3 separate regions of the Homo sapiens genome follow, and all the other regions are linked to region 3. A link is a contact called in ENCODE Hi-C or POLR2A ChIA-PET data. All regions are on one chromosome and are shown on one strand. The core of a region is the stretch at or near the end of the contact, and the rest is flanking DNA. Distances in the headings are between cores, read along the strand shown. Region 1 holds the start of LZTS3 (leucine zipper tumor suppressor family member 3). Region 2 holds the start of SLC4A11 (solute carrier family 4 member 11). Region 3 holds the start of ADISSP (adipose secreted signaling protein).

Region 1 (3,142 bases), core at 85-2,584, 590 kb after region 3:
GTCGTCCTGATTAAGTGGACAAATATAAGTAGTGAGGGCGGCAGGTAGGAGGCAGAAAAGCACACAAAATTTCTCATGGGGGAATATAAAAACGAATTATTTGTCACTGACTTTACTAATGTGTGAAATGTAAACTATTTTCATTTGATAAATCTAAAGGCAGCCGCGAGAAGAATTAAAAATACTTTCTGCCTTGAAAATCACGATAGAAGATAAAAGCAAATGTGGGAAAATTCAGAAAACAGGAATAAATAAAAACTATAGAATACGAAGTCGTAAGACCAAACACAACACCTATAAACAGCAGAGACGTAATGCGTTAAATCCCAGCCAGAGCAGAGGCGCTGCAGTTCTTAGGGCAGACCCTGGTGCCTCCAGGCTTTTGCTAGTGCTAAACTCTCGGCTAGGCTTGCCTCCCTACCCTATTCAAGGCTGAGGCCTCAATTCAAGGCCGACTCCCTCCTCCCGGCAGTCCTCCCGGGCCGCCCTAGGCTGAGTGAGCACTCCCCACAGTGAACGCTGCCCGCGCGGGCGAGGCCGGCGCTCCGGGTCCGGTACGAAGTCCCACCTCACTCCCTCTCACCCCGGGTTACAGCGTGTGGTCTGGGGCCACGCGTTACGCCAGGCGCGGGGCACAGGGTGAAAGCGTTCAATCCTGCTGGAGTGTAATGTGTATTTTTTCCCCGTCGCACCTTCCAGACGGTGATCCAGTGTGAGCAGCAAGTTTCAAATCGTCTCCGTTTGGTCACGAACGGAGTTTACTGCCCCTCGACGCCTCCCGCACGACAGCCCGTGGTCCTCGCGCCCGGGCGGGTCGTTGCTCGGCCGGGCGGATCCACCCGCGACGGCTCGTCCCGACCCCTCCCTAGCGGACTTGCAAGGTCTCAGGGCGTCCGCTGGGAGGCCGCGTCCCGAAGAGCTGGCGCGGGAGAGGAATGGGGCTCGGGGCTCCGAGTCGGGAGCCCCTTCCCCCAAGCAAGAGGGGCTCCTCCTCCTCTTCCTAGACGTGGGATTCAGGGAGGGCGCGGTTCCATTGGATTTGTTGCAGAGGAACGACTGGGCCTGAGCCCAAGCCCAAGGGCCTGGGGGGTAACGAGCGATGAGCAGAGGGGCTCGCGGCGGACTTGCTGCGCCCTAGAGAGGGTGAGGCTGAGGGGTCCCACGCGCGGGCGGGGCGCAGCGACGAAGGGGTTAAGGCGCCTCACCCCGCCCCAGCCCGGGCATTGGCTGCCCTGGGGGGCGTGGCCGGAGGGCGGGCTCGCGTTTGCCGCAGCCGCTGGTGGGCGGGGCTCGGGCGGGGAGCAGGAGGGGCGCGGAGCGGAGCCGGGCCCGCGCAGCGCGCCCCGCCGGGCGTGCTTCGGGCTGCGCCAGCAAGCGGGGCCGGTGGCGCCCGTGTCGGAGACCCCGCGCCGGACCCTGAGGCAGCGAGTAAGTGAGGCAGGCCCATCGTGGCATCCCTCCCGGCTCCGACCTGCCGCCGTGCCTGCTGCACTGCGCGGCATGTCTGACCTGACCCGGACTGGGTAGGGGGCGCGTCCCGCTGCTAGGGTCCCAAGGGGGAGGGGAGCGGAGAGGAGGCGGATGATGTCATGGATGCTTCGCCCGGCCTGGGGGGAGGTGGCGGCCAGAGGGGGTGCGGCTCGGATTATGTCACCTCTTCCCTCTGCGCCCCGCCCCCCGGGGCCACACGCGTTGGTGGGGAGCCTGGGGAGGTGCGGGCGGGGTTTCCCCCATCGCAGGGACTCCCAGGTCCTGTGGCCTGTGGCTGGGGTCTCTATCAGTTGGCTCTGCGGGCCGTGGGCTGCTGGTGAATGGCGACCCCCCCTCCCACCCCCAGCAGAAGCTCGTGTGTGCGCGCGTGTGTGTGCTCGGGGTGGAGGGGGCGCTCTCGGCCCCCTCAGTCCTGAAACACTGGCTTCATCAGAGCCAGTAGCTAGGTGATGGGCCCATTCCGCTGCCAGTGCTTAGGCCACCGAGGGAAGACGGATCTCCCCTCACTCATCCCAACCAAGAAGTTCTGGATATCTCTGCACCCCAAAAGCCCTGCAGTGCCCCCAGATCCCTTTCCTCCCTCAGTCCTGCTTCCTGGAAACCCCTCCTGCTCTCCCTGCCCGGATTCACTGCCTCTTTGCATTGCCCATAACTAGCATTCCCACAGGCATTTGCCCTGCATTTCCTTGGTGCAGGGCCCAGAGACCCCCAGGACTCTGCCCTCTGTGCTCCTGGGAAACCTATAGGCCAGCCCTGGGGAGGCCTCAGAGTGAAATCTCCCTGGGGTGTCCTCAGCCAAGTGCTCCAAGATGCCCCCTCTGGGGGGTGGAGATCAGGGATGCTGTCCTGAGGCCAGCCTTTGAACTGGTCTAGAAGCATGTAGGATGGGCACAGAGAGCTGGCAAGAGCTTGTGTGTGAAGTAGAGAGGGGCTCAGGTCAGGGTAGATAGAGGAGGGGCATCAGGAGAGTCCTTGGGGACCCTGCTGCAAGCTCTGCTCTGGTTCTGGGGACCAAGAGGAATACCAGGCATTTCACCCATCATACATTTACTTCTTAAAATGCCTGCAATGTAGGTGTGAGAACCCGAGGTGAAATAACCTGCATGAGGTTGCACCCCTAATCAGTCAAGCTGGGATTTACACTTGGAGCTGATGCTGCCAGAACTCTGTCTACTGCACTTGGTCTTGCTCATGGAAGGATTTGGACAGAGCAGGGGCAAGATCAGCTTTGCCCTTTAGAAGGAATCCCCTGGCAGCTGCCTGGGGGAGGGAGTGCAGGAGAAGAAAGTCCATTGAGGAGCCCCCAGCAGGGGTGCTGGATGGAGGGGCTGGCTAGAGATTTTTAGGAGATAGAATGGGCTGGGGTTGGGGCCTCTGAGACCCCAAGTGTTCCTAGCTTTGGGAGAGACACAGGTTGAGGGGTGGGTTGGAGGTACCTGTACATGTAACTGTCAGGTAGAGTCCGTTTGGCCCCCTCATGACGCTAATACTGTGTATAATGCCCCAGGCACTGAGGGCTGAGGTGACAGAGATCGAGGCAGTCAGGCAACAGGCTGTCATCTCAGGGTGGTGCACTGATGCCAGGAGGCTGCCTTTGCAGACCATGCTCAGTTACCTGGACTAGTTCAGGACCGTGACCTTTCCTCTCAGT
Region 2 (2,932 bases), core at 218-2,717, 530 kb after region 3:
GTGTCCTTCAGCTCTTCCTCAGCCTCCACCCGCCACCCGGGAGTCAGTGCCTGGACTGGAGCTCTAGCTGGAGGGCGTCTAGGAAAGGTCCCAAGGGGTGCGCAGGATGACCTGGTGTCTCTCCAGAGTCACCCCTGCTAAAATACTATGTGGCCAGCCCCAAGTCAGTTGCAGGTCATGGTGTTGGGATCTTCCACAAGGCCTCCTGGAGTCGCGCTGGGGGAGGGTGGGGTACTCAGTCTGTCGCAGAGCCCCAGGCCATCCGTCGCCAAGAGGAGCACTCCAGCGCTTCCCTCCTAATGCGTTCTTATCTTGCCGGGAGGAGAACTGGGCCAGCCTTACTCACCCAATCTATGCATGAGGCTTCCCCAACGCGCCAGAAGCCCTTCCTTCGCAGAGGTGGGCTTGCCCCGGCCTGTCCCCGTTCCTCTACCATGGTTAGGGCACAGTGGCCGAGGACTCCGTCCCAGCGCGGCTGAGCCGGAAAGCGATGGCGGCCGGAGGGGTCGGGAGGTTGGTTAGCGCTTTACGGAGCTGCGTGTTCCGTTTCCAAGGGCTGTAGAGCCTTCTACTGGGAGCCACCGTGGATCAGGCCAGGGGTTCGTCAGCTGCATTTGCCGGATCGCATCGCAGCACGCGCACCCACACGCGCACACGCCCTACTCGCAGGAGACTAAGCGCCCCGAAAAGGCGCGTCCCCGGGCGGGTCGCAGCCGGTCCAGGAAAGGGGACAGGGCGCAAGGGCCATTTGGGGAAGGAAAAAGGGGGCGAACCATGACCTTGACCTCATAGAAGGCCGAGGACGTGAAGAGGCTGGCAGATAAGTTGGCGAGGCTCGCAGCGAAAACCCAAAGCAGCCGAGCTCGGAGAGCGCCGTCTCAGCGGGCGAGGGCGTAGCCCGGGGAATGCACGGAGGTCCGTCTAGTCAGTCGGGGCGCGCTTCCTGGAGGAGGAGGAGAAGGACTTGCGGCCGGAGCTACCGGGATAAATGCAGGAGGCGGGGCAGCCAGCGGGCGTGGCCCTGCGGAGGTCCCCGGTCGAAAGGAGGAGACAGGGGCCGGCCGCGTACTTAAAGCGGACGCGGGGGAAGCCCTCCCGGGGTCTGCCTCAGTCGCACAGCTCGGTGGGCTCGTGGCGCAGTCGAACGTTTTCCCAGAAGCTCCCCGGCCCCGTCCAGCCCCTAAACTCGCGACGCTGGGTCTGCTGGGTCCGGCGCGCACAGGCTCGAAGGAGCCGGGTCTACTCGGTTTGGCCCAGCAGCTGCGGGCGGCGGGGAGCAGCCCAGCCCGGCTGGAGCAGCCTCCCGCGGGTGAGGGCGCGGGGCGGGCGGCCGGGTCCCAGCCCTCGGCAGCTCTGCCTACCGCGCCCGGGCGCGGCGTCTGAGCGGCATTAGGACCCAGGCGCGGCGTGGGGGTGTGTCGCCGGCTCCCGCCGCCGGCCCGCCCGAGTCGCCGAGTTTGGGGTCCAGAAGCGCCGGAGCGCCGCGTGAGGAGCCCGGCCGTGAGTGCGCGAGTGTGCCATGGCCGCGGCCACCAGGCGCGTGTTCCATCTGCAGCCGTGCGGTGGGTGCCTGAACCCGGGGGCGCGGCGGGAAGGCCGCCCGGGTCTCCGCCACCGTCTCCCGTCGGGGACCCCGGGGAGAACGCGGATGCCGTCTGCCTGCGCGGGCCGGGGCCGGTGGGCGAGAGGGCTGCGGGATTCCCAGCCGCGGGGAGGAGGGCGCGGGTGCGGGAGGCCCGGGCGCGGCTTCGCGGCCACCGCGCGCTTGGTTTCATTAGGGCTCTGCTGTCGCCGTCTTGAATTTCTTACCAGGTTTGAACAGCTGATGCAGCGGGTCGAGGGCGGGGAGCTCGAAAGTGGGCAGGGCGGAGCTGTGGGGCTCCCAGCGCCCCGAGCGCCGAGCTTTTGGGAGCCTGGCGGGCCGCCGCCTCGGAAGGTCTCATTTTACCTTCCGCCCGGGCATCTTCCCGTCCGGCGCCGCGGTGGGAGCCCCGGAACCCCTGGAGTTTTGGGAGTCCCGGGACCCCTGACCGTGCCCTGCGCGGCCGCAGCGGTTTCTCCCTTGCTCTGACACGGGAGGGCCAGCCCTGGGTCCCCGCCAGGACCCAGGTTTGTACGACCCTTTACCTGCACGTGGGCCGCCGGGACGGAAGCGGAGTGTGCACCGGCCCAACCCTCCCAGACCCTCGTCGCCCACGGCCTGGGACGCGCCCCAGCGCCCCCGCCCCCCACTTCAGGATGCAGCCCCGGCTCCCGCCCCGCGCCTGCATTCACATCCTGCGCCCCGACCCCCGGGGTCTCCGAGTCTGGAGGCGCTTTCCTCTCGTGCACGCGGCCCCTCCTGTCGCTTCCTTCCTCCGACAGCGAGGCACAAACAGCCGGGACCATCCGGGGACCGGCCCAGGGAGGGCGCAGCCTCCCCCGACCCATGTGTCCCTCAGATACTCCTCCCACCCCCAATTGTTCTCCCTTTTGGACCAACGGCTCTGGCTTCCAGGCGGCCGGGACGCGGTCCCAGGACTGGAGACCGTTGCCTGTCGGCCCCCGTGTGACCCGGGGCGCGTGACGGGGGTCGGGGGAACTGCGCCTGCAATGGGCGTTTATGGCCCCCAGGACCGGTCTGAGAGTGAGAAGAGGGATGTGCAGAGAGATCCCCCGCCTTGGCATCCGAGGAGAGAGGGGGAGAGGCCCGCTCGGGCCCGGTCCCTTCCTCTCGCTGCAGCGGGGCAGGGTTTTCTCAGGAAAACCTGGATTAGCGAACATGGTACTGGTACTAACTCGGTGGGAAGACATCCCTGGAACGTCTCTCCTCCTCGCCTCTGGCCCGCCTGGGCAGCCCCTAGCAGATGGGCTAAGCAATTGAATTTCTGAGATTAAGGCTGGCTTCCCCTGCTATGGGGCCCCCTCCCGAGCACTGTCCCCTGCTTCCCTT
Region 3 (3,197 bases), core at 166-2,665:
AGGAGGGGGAAGGACTTCTTTTAAAAAGCCCCATGTGAGCTAAACAAAATACACCTACGGGCCACTTTGGGCCCACCGTCTGCCAACTTTAGACTTTCAAGACAAGGTCTAAAGGTAGTGTGGTGGGAGTGGGTAGAGTGGGCAGGAGTGGATGGGCTGAGATCAGAATGTGAAAAGCTCTCAATGTAAGCGCTGTCTCTCAAACGCGAGGGCACATGAGTCACCCAAAGTGCTGCTGAAGTTTGTGAAGCGCTACTGGAGGCAGTCCCAGAGGGCTTTGGAGCAGGAGAGGGACGCGATGAAAACAAGAGCTCAGAAAGATTAATTTGCCAACAGTGTGCAGACTGGAGATCAGCAGACAGGTTATGGGCCACAGGGTGGCAGACTTGAGGGCTCCTTTAAGGCAGCGACCCCGGCCCTGCTGAAGGGAGGCTGGCCTTCGGCCGCCCAGGCCGTCTCTCTAGTTCCGTTGGAAGCAAGGCGCTGCGTGCTCCGGACGGCTTACTGAGGGCACTTTGGGGAATCCGTCCCCACGGGCGAAGTATAGGTGGGGTGTTCGCGAACCGGCGGGCGGAGAGCACCGGCAAGAACCCCCGCAGACCGGAGGGCCACGCCTCTCGCTCCTCGGCTCATTGCAGGCGCCCACATCCCACCCCGCGGTGCTGAGCGAGGCGCATCTCGCTGCCATGGCGACCGCCTCCATGGAGACCGGGAGCAGAGGCTGCGGTCCCCGGGGGCGCGTCACAGGCTCTCCCAGCCCCCAGCCCGCGTGCCTTCTTTGTTCTGATGCTTCTCCAGGCCGGGCCAGGCACCCGGGACGCGTCTCGGGCCCGCACGGGGGTTGCTTCTTTCGAGACAGGGGATGGGGTGGAAGGGGAAGAGGTCCAAACCCTGGGGTCGAAACAGGAGTGATGGAGGGTTCCTCAGCTCCTGAACGAGACCAACACGGCCCGTATCGATGGCCGAAGCCGGCGTGGAAGCCCAGGGAGAAAGGCCACCTTCGGGAGCTCCACCCAGCCCCGAGACGCGCCCGACAGCCCTCCCGAGAGCGAAGGGCCCAAGGGAGGTGCGTCCTAAGCAAGGTTCAAGGCTAGAGGCGCTATCCCCCAGGCGGAAGAAGGAGCGGGGGCGGGGCCTATCCGAGGCCCTCCTTCTCCCTCTTCGAGTGGTCGGTTCTGGCCCCTGGCCTAGTTGGGCCGCCTGCCCGTCTTCCTCGCGAGAGCTCGCCCGGCAGGCGCGGACTAGCAGGGCGCTGCCTCGGCGACCCTGGCACGTGACGTAGGCGGCCCTCGCCAGTTGGCCGTTCTTTGGAGCCCGCTCATTGGTCCGGAGCGTCCCTCGCCCCACCCTCCCAGATCAACCAATGGGCGGAGGCGGGGGCGTGCCGACGGGAGGGCGGCCGCGGCGCGGGGCTCCCTTCCTCGTGCTCGGCGTTGAGCTCCTGCAGCCGCCGCCGCTGCAGTGGTCGTCCCTGCCCTCCCCGGCCCCGGGGTGCACCCCGCAAGGTGAGGCCACCCCTCTGCTCCCTGCCTCCCGGTTCCTTCCCGTTCGCCGAGGTCCCCTCCCGGTCCCGGCCCTGTCCTGAGCAGTCAGTGCCTGGGACCCCAGCGGCCGTGATGGCAGGGCTGGGGTGGGGGGCTCCGCTGTCGGGGCCGGGCCTGGAGGACTCCCCAGCACCTGAACTAGAGTGATGTCAGGTTCCCGGGGCGCAGTGACCGTTAGCTGGTGCAGCTGGGGTGTTTTCCGCGAAGCGATTGTCCGGGGGCATGAGTGCGGTAGTGAGGGCGGGGGCGTAATGGGGTCAGCGCCCCCTCCTCCCCACGACCCTGTTCATTGCCGCTGCCTCGCTGCATGACCTTGGACCAGTAGCATCTCTGAGCCTCCGAGCCTCAGCACCCTCAGGAAGGAGGGCAGTGATGTCTGGGAGTGCGGGCTCCGGAGACTCCTGCGTCAGCCGAGGTGAGTGAAGGTGGGGAGTGCACAGGATTATCTCCGAGGGACAGAGCCGCCGCCTCGCAGCTCAGGATGGATTGGATGGGGGGGATGTCCGATTACATTTCCCCCCTCCCCCTGAGATGACAAGAATGGGGTGTGGCGGGGGTGCCACACCCACAGGGATGGCTGCCGGAGAGGATAAAGGGTCCTACACCTGGACCCTTGGGGCCTCGGGGGCTTGGGCTGCACCTCCCTCCCGGTGGTATGAAGGAGGAGGGACTGGATTTAGGTTCTGGACCCGTGTTTCCATTAGTAAGCAGGGACTGAGAAAGGGAAGTCTCCGCTTGCCTTTCTTCTTGAATCTTGGCACTGGAAAGTGGAGGTAGGGCATTTTTCTGCTCCGGGGAGTTGAAGAAAGTCGGGGCAGCACCCCATCCCTCTCCCATTCTGGTCTTTTGTGGAGGGAAAATGTAGCTGGATATCCCCCCACATTCTATCCATCCTGAGCTACGAGGCAGCAGCCCTGTCCCTGGGAGATAATCCTGTGTGCTCCCACCCTCACCTTGGCTGACCCCCTGGATCCAGCCTGGCCTCTGCTTCTTGGGACCTCTGGATCACAGGCCCAGGGCAGGGCCTAGGTGGGGCATGCTATCTGGAGGCTAAGCACCCACTAGCTGAGGGCAAAGTGGGGAGAATGCTGGGCAGAGGAGGGCAGCACTTGTTGGGGAGGCAGGAAGGTGTGGGTGGTGAGGGTCCCTTCTCCATATTCCCCCACCCCCACCCCCAGCACCTCACTGTTAGAAGGAGAGAGAACAGCCATACTTATCTTTGCACCTTTGGCCCACTGGAGGGAGAAGGAAATTAAATCACATTAAAGCTGAGTTGATGTGAAGCTGCCACAACTACTGACCTCCAGCCTTGCCTTTCCAGGCTTTGTTCTGAGTATGTGTGGCCTCTGCTGTGTCCAGTCCTGAGAGTCAGCGGGTCAGTGTGGCCCCATCTCAAGGCCTCAATGGCTGTTCTTTTCACAGGCGTGAGCTTTAATGGGAGGCTACACAGTGCTTCTGCTGGACTGAGTGCTTGAGCCAGGACTGAGCCCCAGGCTGGGGTAGGAGAGGAAGAGGTAGGGAGGGTGGAAGGTTGCGGAGTTCCTGGCTCAGAGAGAAAGACCTCGAACCACAATGAGAATGGGGACTGAAGAAGGAATGAGAAATGAGGTCTCAGACGTTGGGAGCATGCTGACCAGAGGTGAATGGGTGTAG

What was found. A loop is a pair of places that touch in the nucleus more often than their neighbours do. ChIA-PET counts read pairs that join two places held with the same protein, here RNA polymerase II (POLR2A). Pooled maps may share reads with other maps.
Region 1: a loop to region 3 is called in a map of CD8-positive, alpha-beta T cell, with 6 times the contacts of the local background. The contact joins the promoter of LZTS3 here to the promoter of ADISSP in region 3. A Hi-C loop is called at or near these places in 1 of 168 maps with a recorded cell type or tissue (CD8-positive, alpha-beta T cell) and 8 of 50 pooled maps. POLR2A ChIA-PET finds 5 or more read pairs at or near these places in 1 of 52 experiments (activated B cell).
Region 2: a loop to region 3 is called in a pooled map, with 3 times the contacts of the local background. The contact joins the promoter of SLC4A11 here to the promoter of ADISSP in region 3. A Hi-C loop is called at or near these places in 1 of 50 pooled maps. POLR2A ChIA-PET finds 5 or more read pairs at or near these places in 2 of 52 experiments (H1 and activated T-cell).

The regions. Positions count from the first base shown.
Region 1 is chr20:3,171,741-3,174,882 of GRCh38, reverse strand. LZTS3 (leucine zipper tumor suppressor family member 3) reads left to right here and starts at 1,334. Exons shown (of 5, transcript NM_001365618.1): 1 at 1,334-1,428. It overlaps LOC107985414 (a long non-coding RNA gene), which reads right to left and starts at 1,193. Exons shown (of 2, transcript XR_001754477.2): 1 at 693-1,193. RefSeq lists a silencer at 1,111-1,450.
Region 2 is chr20:3,237,725-3,240,656 of GRCh38, reverse strand. SLC4A11 (solute carrier family 4 member 11) reads left to right here and starts at 1,467. Exons shown (of 20, transcript NM_001174089.2): 1 at 1,467-1,562. The coding sequence starts at 1,520. RefSeq lists silencers at 1,218-1,377, 1,478-1,657.
Region 3 is chr20:3,765,971-3,769,167 of GRCh38, reverse strand. ADISSP (adipose secreted signaling protein) reads left to right here and starts at 1,415. Exons shown (of 6, transcript NM_001258429.2): 1 at 1,415-1,505. RefSeq lists enhancers at 81-130, 792-1,378, 1,506-2,270 and a silencer at 1,281-1,520.